2 separate regions of the Homo sapiens genome follow, and region 1 is linked to region 2. A link is an interaction called in ENCODE POLR2A ChIA-PET data of the cell type or tissue named here. Cell type or tissue: Panc1. All regions are shown on one strand. Links, peaks and the distances in the headings refer to the core of each region. The heading gives the core; the rest is flanking DNA.

Evidence for each region. ChIA-PET counts read pairs that join two places held together with the same protein. Peaks named below come from ENCODE experiments on the same cell type or tissue, not always from the same donor. Only the 100,000 strongest peaks of a DNase experiment are listed, where the experiment ranks them.
Region 1: POLR2A ChIA-PET joins it to region 2 with 6 read pairs; 2 of 35 experiments call an interaction of 5 or more read pairs at or near these places.

Annotation. Positions count from the first base shown.
Region 1 is chr3:178,221,636-178,228,086 of GRCh38, reverse strand. LOC105374235 (a long non-coding RNA gene) reads left to right here. Exons shown (of 11, transcript NR_188692.1): 3 at 1,899-1,992; 4 at 2,398-2,489; 5 at 3,786-3,852. Among named protein-coding and RNA genes, the nearest start is that of LINC01014, 190 kb to the left of the region's middle. In Panc1, for the core only: no CTCF peak of the experiment used is centred there; no DNase peak of the experiment used is centred there.
Region 2 is chr3:178,055,422-178,061,872 of GRCh38, reverse strand. The region is part of intron 2 of LOC105374234 (a long non-coding RNA gene); the gene reads right to left. Among named protein-coding and RNA genes, the nearest start is that of LINC02015, 240 kb to the right of the region's middle. In Panc1, for the core only: no CTCF peak of the experiment used is centred there; no DNase peak of the experiment used is centred there; H3K27ac peaks cover 204 bases.

The DNA.
Region 1 (6,451 bases), core at 1,768-4,267, 170 kb before region 2:
TTATTTAACATGTCCAAAGTTTCAATTTTACAAGGTGTAATGAATTATGGAGGTGAATGGTGTTAACAGTTGTTGCACAGCAATGTGAATCTTCTTAAATGCCACTGAAACAACACTCAAAATGGTTAAAATTATTTTAAAAGCCTCACTCAGTATTTTTTGAAAACAGCTATTTTTTCATATAAATTCAATTTATGTCAACATATAATGGGTTTATCATTGTAATTTTAAAATAAATTAATAAGTAAAGATTTTTAAAGTTTCCAAAAAATTGTTGTGGCTACTCCCAGTCACTGTGTCACCTTATAAATTGTGTAATCTGGTTTTTAATTTCTACTAAGAAAATTGCCTGATGGAATTTTTATTGTGATTATGGCTAGACAATTTTCCACCCATCACTCGTGTTTCTGCACATTTTGTTGCACTGATTGCCTTTCCTCTGGATTATTTTTTCACAGATGTTTCTATAGTGACCATCCTCAAAAGATGATAAAGATAATATCTTTCTTTAGAGCAAAGGGCATATTTTCTTACAGGCTTAGATGGTAACTATAATGTCTTCCCTGGAGCATAGAAGCATATTTGTTGCATATGCTTAATACTCCTTAGAAATGCTTCAGATTTTCTAGGCTCAGGGTTCTTCTCCTGTAAAAAAAAAAAATGCAGCATAGGTTAATGTGTCAATTGGTTGTCTTTGTATCACCTGCAGAAATTAGGGTTGAGAGAGCTGACCAAAAAGATACACTGATACCCTAGCTACTGCTATCGCTGTGAAGAATAAATTTCTTCATCTCTGATCAAAAGTTTTATGTCTTCATATTAAAAATATATTGAGATCTATTTTATTATTCATCATATTATGTAACTTAATAACATTTTGTGTGCACTTGAAAAGAATATGCATTCTACTATTATTGAGTGACGTGTTCTATAAATGTTCACTAAGTCACTGGATGCATAGTGAAGGTCAAATGCTCTGTATTCTTACTGATTTACGTCTACCGGTTCTATCAATTTCCCAGAAAGGAGGGTTAAAGTTCTATACTATAATTGTATGTCTATTTCTCCTTTGAGCGCTATCAGTATTTGCTTTCTACATTTTGGGGCATTTCTGTTATGTGCATAATCATTTAGGGTTGTTACTTCTCTTAATAAATTGACCCTTTTATCATTATTGAATGTCTATCTTTATGAATGGTCAAATTCTTTGAACTAAAGACTGTTCTAATATTCAGTAGCCACTCACACTTTCTTATAATTACTCCGTTGTATTGTATATCATTTTTCATTCTTTTCCTTTTTAAAATATGTGTGCTACATATTTTAAATGCAATTATTGTAAATATAGTACAAAGATGCATGCTGCCTTTTTTATCAGTCTGACAACCACTGCCTTTTATTTGAAGTATATGAACTATTTATATTTAACTTTTTTATCTGGAGGTGTTTAAGTCTACCATCATTCTATTTGTTTTATATTTGTTGCAACTGATCTTCATTCATTTTTTTATCATTTTCCTGTCTTTTCATTCAGACTTTTTAATACTTAGTTTTACATTCATTGTTGACTTATAAGTTATATCTCTGTTTTTCTTTGTAATGGTTGCTTCAGACTTACGATGTAAAATTTTAATATATTATGAGCTATCTTCAATCTATATTAAAATATTATTATAGCACTTCACGTATGTATGATGTATGCATCTTACTGCAATGTGCTTTCATTTCCTTCCCCCATACTTGTACTATTCTTGTCATAGATTTTACTTTCCTATATCTTGCAATTCATTGTTATAGTTATTATGCAATAGGCTCTCTCTATTTTAACAATTTTTTAAATGAGAAAAAAAATTTTCTATTTTTTTCACACTTTAACCATCCTTTATTGCTTTTCTAAGGTACATGTTCCCACCTGAAGAACTTCCTTGAAGATGTCTTATAGTGCAGGTCTGCTGTTTATCTTGCTTAGGGTTCATTAAACTTCTTGGATTTGTAAGTTTATCATTTTCATCAGTTTCAAAACTAATTTTGACTATATTTCTTTACATATTTTTGGACCACTCTTTTTTTAAATTTGCAATAAAAATACATGTTTGGTTGACCACTTGATATTGTTCTACAAATCATTAAGGCTTTGTTTATTTCACTTTTTTAGTTTTATTTCTCTGTGCTTCAGTTTGGATTGTTTATATTGTTATGACTTCAAATTCACTGATCTGTACTTCACAACAAGTATGCTAATAAGTGCACCCAGTTACTGTTTTCATATTAGATACATTATTTTGAAGTAATTGTCTACTAGTTCCTTTATATCTATCATTTATATGTTTTTATGTATAGATGTTTCTCCTGGTTATGAAAGTCATTTTTCTGTGTATCTATATTTGTTAATTTTAGATCAGATGCTGGCCATTTTTATATTATATGGATGAGTGTCCAGATTCAGTTATATTCTTTTAACAACTGTTGAAATTTATTCTGGCAGATAGGTAAGTTACTTGCCAATCAACTTGATTTTGGGGGGTTAGTTTTAATCTTTGTTAGGAAAGTTATATGATATGCTTTTCTCCAGGACTATAATAGTTTGAGATTACTATTAAGGATGGACCTTTCTGAGGTCTCTAATGAATCTTTGAGCTTTTGATGAGGATTCTAACCTCTGGCTGGTTGTAAGATGAATGTCTCTTACTCCTGTGTAAGCTTAGGAATTATTTAGATTACCACTTTCTGATAGGGTGTGTGTGTGTGTGTGTGTGTGTGTGTGTGTGTGTGTGTGTGTGTGTGTGTTTGGCTTGTTATCACAGAGTTTTACTGTATGCATCTATGGCTTGATATTTAGCAACAGATCCAAGCAAGCCCCTATACAGAGTTTTGGAGAACTTTCTCTGCATAACTCTCTCCTTCCAGTTCCCTAGCCTAAAACTTCTTCCTGCCTTAGCTTTCTCATACTCTAATCTCTATTTCCTCAACTCAAAAATACGGCCATGCTTGTTTCAGTCCTTCTTCGTGGCACTGAATTCTTGGAAGTAACTGCTGAATTAAAGCCAGAGAAAGTATAGAATATTCGTTCTCTGAAAGATCAAAGTCTCCTGGGTCCTCTTTTCCAGTACCTAATAAATTTTCATTAAAGTTTTATTAAATTTTTAATTCTTTGGTGGACAAGTTAAATATTTTTGAAATCTGAAGTGTAATATATACATATGGCATTAATAAGAAGAGATATTGAAATTTGCATATTTGGTTCAGAATAAAAATTTTAATTTGGTTTTAGGGAATGACAAATATAATATTTTAATATAATAAAATAATCAATGAAATATACCAAAATTATGGGCAAAAATAAATTACAAATTTTATGCAATTTGATTTTTAAAATTCTCTTCTTTGAACATCGAATAGTGTCAGAACAGAATCTCTAAATTATTGGCTCTTACTTTCTATAGTGTACAAGAATTGGGTAAAATATTTGCCAATGAGCAGATTCCTGAGTTCAAACTCAAGATCTTATAATTAATGAAGTTTTGGTTGGCCCAAAAGTATCATCATTTTTAGTATTACTCCTGTTGATTCTGATGTAGAAGGTCCAAGAGAAAATTCAGATGAAATGTCCTTGTGTTGTTATTTTCCTTCTGAGTGACTGTTTAATGATAAGTGGCCATATTGATTCTGCAAGATGAAAGCATAATTTAAGTGTCAGAGTATCTGGAAGCTATGTGCATCTTATGTTTGACCACTCCAAATTAGTAAACATGGAAACTAAACATTTTGTTTTCTTTCTATGATAGTTAATTTTATGTGTCAACTTGACTGGGCCACAGGATGCTGAGATACCTGGTTCAACATTATTTATGGGTGAGTCTGTGAGACTGTTTCAGGAAGAGATTAGCATTGGAATCATAGGCTGAGTACAGTACATTACCCTTCCCAATCTGGGTTGACATCATCTAATCCATGCAGGACATGAATAAAACAAAATTGTGCAACAAGGCAGGATTCATCCTCTCTCTACCTGACTGATTGGGCTGGAACAGCAGTCTTCTGTCCTGAGTATTCCTGGTTCTCAGGCTTTCAGAGTCAGGCTGGAATCCACACCACTGGCTCCTTGGCTCTCAGGCCTTCCTGCTATACCACAGACATTCCTTGGTCTCCAGCTTGCAGATAGCAGATTGTGAGAGTTCTCAGCCTCCATAATTTTGTGAGCCAATACCTTATATAAGTCTCTTTCTAGATGTATGCATATATCTAGAATATATCTGTTCCAGAGAAACAGAACCAATAGGATATATATTTACACACACACACATATATATATGCACACAGGTGTACATATATACAGTTCAAGAAATTAAAGGAGATGATATTTAAATTTGGCATAAATTAAATCTTACCATGCAGGTAGCTTGGACAATGTAGCTTGAACACACAAGTATATGTATACATATATACACACACATACTTGTAGCATATATATACAATGTAGCTTGAACACAGAAATATATATATACACACGTGTGTACATATATACATATATACACATATATACATATACATATGTATATACATATATACTATATATATAATGTAGCTTGACCACACAAATATATATATATATGCACATGTGTGTACATATATACAGTTCTATATACAGTTCAAGAAATTAAAGGAGATATTTAAGTTTGGCATAAAGTAAATCTTACCATGCAGGTAGCTTGGATGATGTTTTAGGTGCCTTATAAGAAAGACATATTTGAAATGTTTAATGCAGTTCAGTTGGAAGCTCAAACCATCCTAAATCTAGAAATACATTAAAAAATAAAATGCCACTTGTGACAAGGTCTCATAGCACTTAAGTTTAGGTTTTAATTTTCTCCAAAAGGCATTTAGTAGCAGGCAATATGCCATTTACTAGTATTTTTTACTCTCTGATTAATTACTTGGTTGACAAAATAAAAAATATTTTCTCTGATGTGTCTCTGAAGCCCACTGTGGGCAGGAAGATGTGGAAGGCTAAAGGGTGCTCTCTCCATACTGTTTTCCTCTGTCTTCTGCCCAAATTGATCCTCTTGCTGTTGGGGAGGGTTCACCATGCCCATAGAAAACACTGATGTATAAAAGCTGCAGTTAGGTGAATCCACCAATACATTGAATACTGAGACATGCTAGTGTTGTTTTGACAGATTAATGTCAGATTAAAACAATAACAGGCCTAGGAGAACTATTTTGACAAGTAACCTTCTAAGGATGGATGACCATTTCATGCTTGGCTCCTTTCTTGGCTTCAGGAAAAATATAAGAAAGATCAGGCGCTGATTCTGAAAATGTTATTTTGGGAAAAACATTCTTCCTTGCACTTCTAGAGCTCATCTATTTTTCCTCAAACTGGAAACTTGCCAGTCTGCCCAACAGTGGAGAAACCACTAAGCTTCCACTCAAACCCATGGAATGGTTTCTGATTGCTGGAGGCTCTCAATCTGTCCCGGAAACTGCCTTTACTAAAAGTTGCAAAGTACAACAGTATTGACTCTTGTCAAAACTAGAAAGAAAATGTAAAAATTGTCTTGGTGGTCCTAGATGTATATTTTTGAAAAATCTAGGTGTATTTTAGCAAGTATTAATGTAGGAAAGTCTAAATTCACATCCCTACTTGTTTTTATCTTCCTACTTAATAAAACCTATTCTTTCTTGAGCAGTTACTATACAGACAGACATGAAGCACTTTGCATAGCTTTCTCATTAGATCTTCATAGCCATCTTATGAGGTAGATGCTATTATTATACCTATTTTGGAGGCAAGACAACTGAGGATAAATATTAAATAACCTGTTTAAGAGCAAAAATGACTATTAGATAGGGCCAATAAATGGCAGAGTTCAGGTCTCAATCCAGGGTTATCTGGCTCTAAAAATCCGTGGTCTTAGTGATTACACTGTATTTTAACATCTTAACCTGTACCTTCTACAGCTATTGGCTACATCTATAGGATGCCTCTGCCTGTAATCTCCATTTTTCCCTGACATGAAAATATATCATCAACCTTACTGAGTTTTGGAATTAAAAATTTCTTCTAGGCTTAAAAGTCAATTCTTCAGTCACACTTGATAGATGACTTTCCTTGGATCCTCTTTAGTTAGTTCCCTTTTCTTATCAACAAGATTCAGAATCTAGCACTGTAGAAATAAGATGCCCATATTTTCTTAAGACACATTAATTCCTGTGACCCCTTCTCTTCCAGTGTTGACCGGCTCTGGAATTCTACCTGGGTTTGTACTTCTCATTTTATCTATTTCTTGAATGAGCCCCATTTTGAAGACTGAAATACAATTTTTCACCCCAGGATGTTCCCAAAGTTCTTCTTGTCTTTTGTGTTCTTATTTTCTAGACTCTGTTATGATACCATATTTTGTACTAGGCATCTTCTACTTATGGACAGACTGTTTAATGATGACTACCA
Region 2 (6,451 bases), core at 1,385-3,884:
GAGTACTCTCACCTGGGAACCATGTGACAAATAATTCAACAGCATAGACACCTGGCCAGGGCTCAAGTTATTTTGTACAAATTGACCAACTGAGTTGGCCTTTGTTCTTTCCTCTCATTTCTTGGGCACTTTAAAATTGCAAACAAAAACACTAAAGTAGATGAAATAGAAGCAGAATATTCTAAATAAGATTGAGTTCAATTCCAGAATCTCTTTTTGGCCTGTCATTACGTTTTGGTAATAAAGCTGTGAGTAAGATATAGACATTGTCCCCTAGAAATCTGTGGAGAAGTGCAGAGAAGAGAATAATATCCATAAAGCATGGTGGGGACAGCATGGGAAAAAATGCTTAATATTTACTTTGGTGGGAGTGTAGTTCTGGAAGAGTTTACTTAGGGAAGATGGCATTTATCATGAGCCTGAAGAGATAGGTCAAATGTGAGAGGCAAAGATGATAGTCATTTACCACTGAAGAATGTTCATCCCCTATTCTCTTCTTTTCCATACGGGAGCAGAAGGGATTCAACAAGATGAGTCTTAGAATTCTCTGAATTCTAGAACAGGCATGTTATATTGATACAAGATATTAAAGCATTACCCAGAGAGATCCTACAAACAAATTTTAGGTTTCTTTTGCCCAATTATATTTTGAAGCAAAGCAAATATACTGTGGTAAAAGCATGGGATTTAGCATCAGACAAGATTAGGGTTCAAATCCTGGCTCTGCTACTTGAGCAGGTTATTTAACCTTTATAAACCTCAGTTTCTGTTTCATTAATATATGAATTACAGTGGTATTTAACTCATCAGAATTTTGTTAGGATTAAATGGTATAATGCATGGAAGGGGCTTAACCTAATGCTTTGCTCCCAGAAAGCACTTAATAAACATAAGCTATCACCATTACAAGGAATTTCACCCTCAATTACTGTATTTCTCATCACTGCATCCTCCATTGTTCAAGAAAACACAAATTATCTATGCTAAGGTAAATTTTTCATTTTAAAATATGAATTGCAAGGTGGTTTAAATGTATCTGACACCTCTATGAATGGAAACTTGCTGTAAGCTAAGTTGTATATATCGTGCCTCCCTCACTGTCACAGAGAAAGCCCAGTGTGGCTGCTTCTCCCTGTTTCCAGCAAAAATATTGTAGATAGGGTTGATTTATTGGGCCTCACATAGCATGGGCCATCTGGGATTACTGAGGAAATCATCAGCCTTGGGAGGGTCACTGTTTAGACTTGGGCAATCAGTGTAAGCTTGGACTCTGCACAAGAAATGTGGCTCATTATGCAGCTAGGCTATTAACTATCAACTTTCATTTAGAAATATAAATTCTGCTCTCTTGGCTGCCCCGCTGATCTGGTTATAATGTCCTGTGTGTAATGGAAAAGTACAAAGGCAAAAGATGGAAATTTAGACTTACTATAAGAGCAGTTGATGAAAATCCTGATTTCTGCATACAAATGAATTCCTTTTGCCAAACACATGTGTTCCAATTTACCCCATTGCCCCACTTTTAAATATCATGTTTAATTATGTAATGCTCCTGCTATTACTCACGCGATTTTGTTTTCTTATCCAGAAATTTATTCTTACTTGGGGTTTCTCTTATCTTTTTACTTGGTACTCTAATTTATTTTCCTTTTTCTTTTATTTATAGCTTTCCCATTTTAAATGTGTTGTTGCGGGGAGGGCAGCGGAGAGAACACAAAGAACATTTTAAAGGATATTACACTAAGATTTCAGTTGAGCATTAACAAGAAATCATTAAGCTGACCCATCATACGGCGCACACACATACAAATCATTGCCGAAACAAAACAAAACAAAAACTATGTGTCATGCATTGTACCAGGCATCAAGGAAGAAAAGAGAAACACAGTATGCTGCTCATCTTGATAGGATGGTCCTCAGTGACGGCACTTGTGCTTTCCAACCCCTTCCTATGAAAGCATTCTGAGGTTTTGCCTGCCACTTTGATTTTAATGGAAGTTACCCACTACTTTTTTCAGTGGTCAAGGCTTGCTGAGGGCTAATGCCACTAATGTTAACCATTTACTGTTGACCCTCTCCTAGAAAACTAGCAATTAAATGATGCGAATAATATCAGATTTAAGTAAGAGCAAGCAATATTTCCTTATTGTATAAAACTAAACTACCCCATGAGTTTAATAGCATTTATAGCCTCTGATAGAGCTGTGTGGACTTGCAGTGCAGCTTATTTTGTAATTGCTTTTTTTCAGTTTCTATTTCTTTATAAACCATGAGCCCTTCTATAGCCTCAGCTACTTACGCTGGTCTCTTTTTAGTTTGGCTTCTCTTTTTTCTCTTCCAGAACCGTTTTAGCACCCTCATCTGTAGGTTCCATTCCTTAGATTAACCATTCTTAATTCTAGCATGGCTCTGTCTTAAAGTACTCCCTGTGACAACACACTGATACCTAACTATATATGGATATGCCAGAGCCATATCACCTCTTGTTTGAAAAGCAAAGTATTCCTATTGCCCAGAGGCCCCATAGACACCCTATCTCTAAACAATCCCCTCTTTCCAAATTCAAAGAACTCTGACTCTGATTTTGGAAGACTGCCAAGAACTGTAGGAGAAACTCTATGTACTTTTCCAAAGCTACTTTCTATATACAGTTAGCAAAGTGTCCTAAATTTCTCTATGAGTCTCAATCTCATTGCTCTGTCTCCTTTTTAATATTACCCAATCTTATCATACTTCTATTTTTAAATTCACCTAGTAGACCCCTCTAAGGATGTTCTAAGCAAACCCAATCTAATTAAAAACCCAACTTTAAAATGTCTTATTCGAGCTTCCTTAGATCTACACCTTACCCATATGTTTGGGTTTTTGTTTTGTTTTGTTTTGTTAAGAGGTTACTTTATCTTCTGCATAGACCCAACAGATGTTTATATTTGTAGTTGGTGTGCCTATGGAGACGTCTCATCTCTACAGTTTGAATGAAGCCGTGTCAGCAATAATGTACTGGGGTCTATTCGGTCACGCTGATAGCCAGGGAGCAAGGTCATATGAGAGGCCATGAAAGAACTCTCTGTTAAGCTCCCCACTATTAGTCTTACTGTAAACATCACTGGTGACAAAAAGTGTTGTTTGGAAGGTATAAAGCCTAGCATCTTAAAAATCTGAAAGGCTGATGTAATTGTTCTGTTTGATAAGCTGCGGACAAGAAAAGACACGTACCTTAGAAAATAAAAAGATAAAACACTGTCTCTTTGTTTAGCCAAAGTAAGGACAATTTCTTTAAAGCTGATCCAAAACTTGTAACAAAGATGCACCTAAAGATATGTCAGCCTCATTACTTACCCTGGACCTTGTGTGATTTTTACCAATCACAGTATAAAGGATTAGGTAAACCAGCTGCAGTCCCTTGGATGTACTGCTAGTAATCTTACCTCTTATAACAGTCTCTTTATAGAAAAGACACTCAAAACATCATGGGAACTGGGATGATGCATAAGAGTATTTTTACTCACTTTCCATAAACAACTAATGATGGAAAATCCCTTCTCTGGCCTTATAGTCTCCTTCCTAGGTCTGTTCCTAAATAGTCCATCTGCTCCCTATGACCCACAGCTTTCTTGACTCGGCCCTGTATTACTTCCTGTGGTATTATTACATTTTCCTTTTTGCTGCCATATTACCTTTAAAATAGATTCCAGAAATGCCCTCAGAATCTTACGAATCAAATTGGCTTGAAGTGGAGAAGGGACCTTGGAGGAATCTTTAGTTCCTTCCGAAAGATAGCTAGGTAGGTAGACAGATAGAGAGAGAGAGAGAGAGAGAGAGAGAGAGAGAGAGAGATGATAGCTAGATAATAGATATAGACAGACACTCAAAATTATTCTTATTTTCATAATTTCTACTGATTAAGTCTAGTTCTGTTATCTAAGAAACCCCAATGGTGGCTGTAATGTTGAAAGGCAAATAAAAGTTAAAAGAAGTCATTCTTTAAAAAACAAAAAAATAATGCCCCCCATGTAATCAATAGTTCAATGTTTGTTATAAAAATTGACAATAACAACAATAAATAAAGTCAAAATCTCAATATTGACCCTCAACATGGTTCAATGTCAAATGTGCTCATTTACCAAGCTCTCTTATCTGATGGGCTCTCTCATTGGACATAAAAACCTTTTATGTAGCATTAAATATACAGAGGATTATGTAATTCTTCCATTTCATATGTGCCACCAACCCTCTTATTATTATGCTATTTTCTTCTCCAAGGAACAGCTACTCCTAATTACATTTAGTGTTTCTGAAGGACACTTTGTGTAATATGATGGTTATTCAGCATCTGTTTCTCAAGCAAGATGGGAAAGATGATCTGCTATCTCTAAAATTGTCTATTGTACTCCTATTAATGTGTTTTCTGCTTTGTGCATCAATTTCTGAAAGACTTTCAATGCGTTTTACCTGATACCTTAATTGTAGCACAAAATGTTATGGGAAAATGCTATGGCTATGAATTAACCATTTACTGCCCAGCATTTACAAAATAGTATATACAGCTAGGTAAGACATACTTTGAAATTGTCTTCAAAGCAATGCGATGGATCTGGATTTTTAACACTCCCCTCCCCTACATACTTACAAAAGAAGTTATAAATATAATAAACATTAGTTGTTTTGGCAGTGGTCATTGATTAAAGAGGGATTAAGTGATAAAAATTTCTCCCCTTCATTAATGAGTACTGCAATACATTTTCTGCAGCCTCAGCCAGTCTCACATGTTCTTTCCCAGAGTAGGGTTACAACATCAGAGAAAATATTAAAAACATTACAGTGAGATGAGTAAGTATTCTAAGAAACTGGCTTTGTGTACATTGCCTGAGCTCTCTACCCATCAAAGTGACCAGCAACTCTCATTACGATTAAAGGAATAAGAAAGAGCAAGATCCTTTCTAAATTAAATAGTTTAATGCCATATTTCATAAACTACAGTCTACAAATCACTTGCATTAAAAAAAACTTAAGTGTTTATAGAAAATTCAGATTCTTGGACATCATCATAAATCTAGTGAATACTAATTTCTGTTGGGTAGTCTCCTGGAACCTGCATTTTTAGTAGGCTTCTAAGGTAAGTTATAAACATAACTAAAGTTTATTCATTTATTTATTTTTATTTTTTTGAGACAGAGTCTCTTTCTGTCACCCAGGCTGGAGTGCAGTGGCGCGATCTTGGCTCACTGCAACCTCCGCCACCCGAGTTTAAGCGATTCTCCTGTCTCAGCCTCCCAAGTAGCTGGGACTACAGGTGCCCACCACCATGCCCGGCTAATTTTTGTATTTTTAGTAGAGACGAGGTTTCACTATATTGGTCAGGCTTGTCTCGAATTCCTGACCTCAGGTGATCCACCGGCTTTGACCTCCCAACGGACTGGGATTACAGGCGTGAGCCACCACGCCCACCCTCATAACTAAAATTTAGAATCACTCTATGTGTGTGGCCAGTGTACAACTTTTACAGGACAAGATTTACTGATGAAGGCTGGGCTTAGTATTTAGTTAATAGCACTAATAGGTATGAATAGGTAATAATATTTGCAAATAGTGTTAATTAAAAGATTATCGGATGCAGCTAGAGGAAGAAAAGTGATTATGCAAAGTGCTTCTCAAACTTTACAATGCATACAGATCAGCTGGGAACCTTATTAAAATGAAGATCCTGATTCAGTAGTTCCTGGGTGTGACTTGAGAGTCTGCATTTCTAATAAGTTCCCAGGGAATGCTGGAGCTGCTGGTCTACGAATCAAAGTCTGAGTAGCAAGGATTAAGAAGGTTTAAAAGGCATACTCTCAAGAACTCCTAGAATCACAATAGTCTCTCCTTATCCAAGGTTTCACTTTCTGAGGTTTTAGTTACCCACAGTCAACCTAGGTCTGAAAATAGGTGAGTGCAGTACAATAAGATATTTTAAGAGAGAAAGAGAGAGAGGCCACATTCACGTAATTTTTATTATAGTATGTTGTTATAATTTTTCTATTTTATTATTATTGTTGTTAATCTCTTACTTAGCCTAATTTATAAATTAAACTTTATAATAGGTATGTATGTATAGGAAAAAACATAGTTTATGTAGGGTTTGGCACTATCCACAGTTTCAGGAGTATCCTGGGGGTCTTAGAATGTATCCCCCATGGATAAGGGGGGACTACCATAGTGTCCATTTTACTGAGCAGACTCCAAAATTTCTAGCAAAGATCTAAGAAGTTATTGTTCAATTCCAGACCCAGGAAATATGAATACCTGTGGAATTTTTTCCTTAACCTACAGAGTATGCTTTCTGTTTGACTTTCTACATGACGTGATCTGGGTTCTGTGAGCTCTAACTAAATACAAGCTGTTTTTCCTTCCAGAAGGAAAATGAACCAGTTTGAAGAATATCTATATTAAGTTGTAACATCTTATGGAA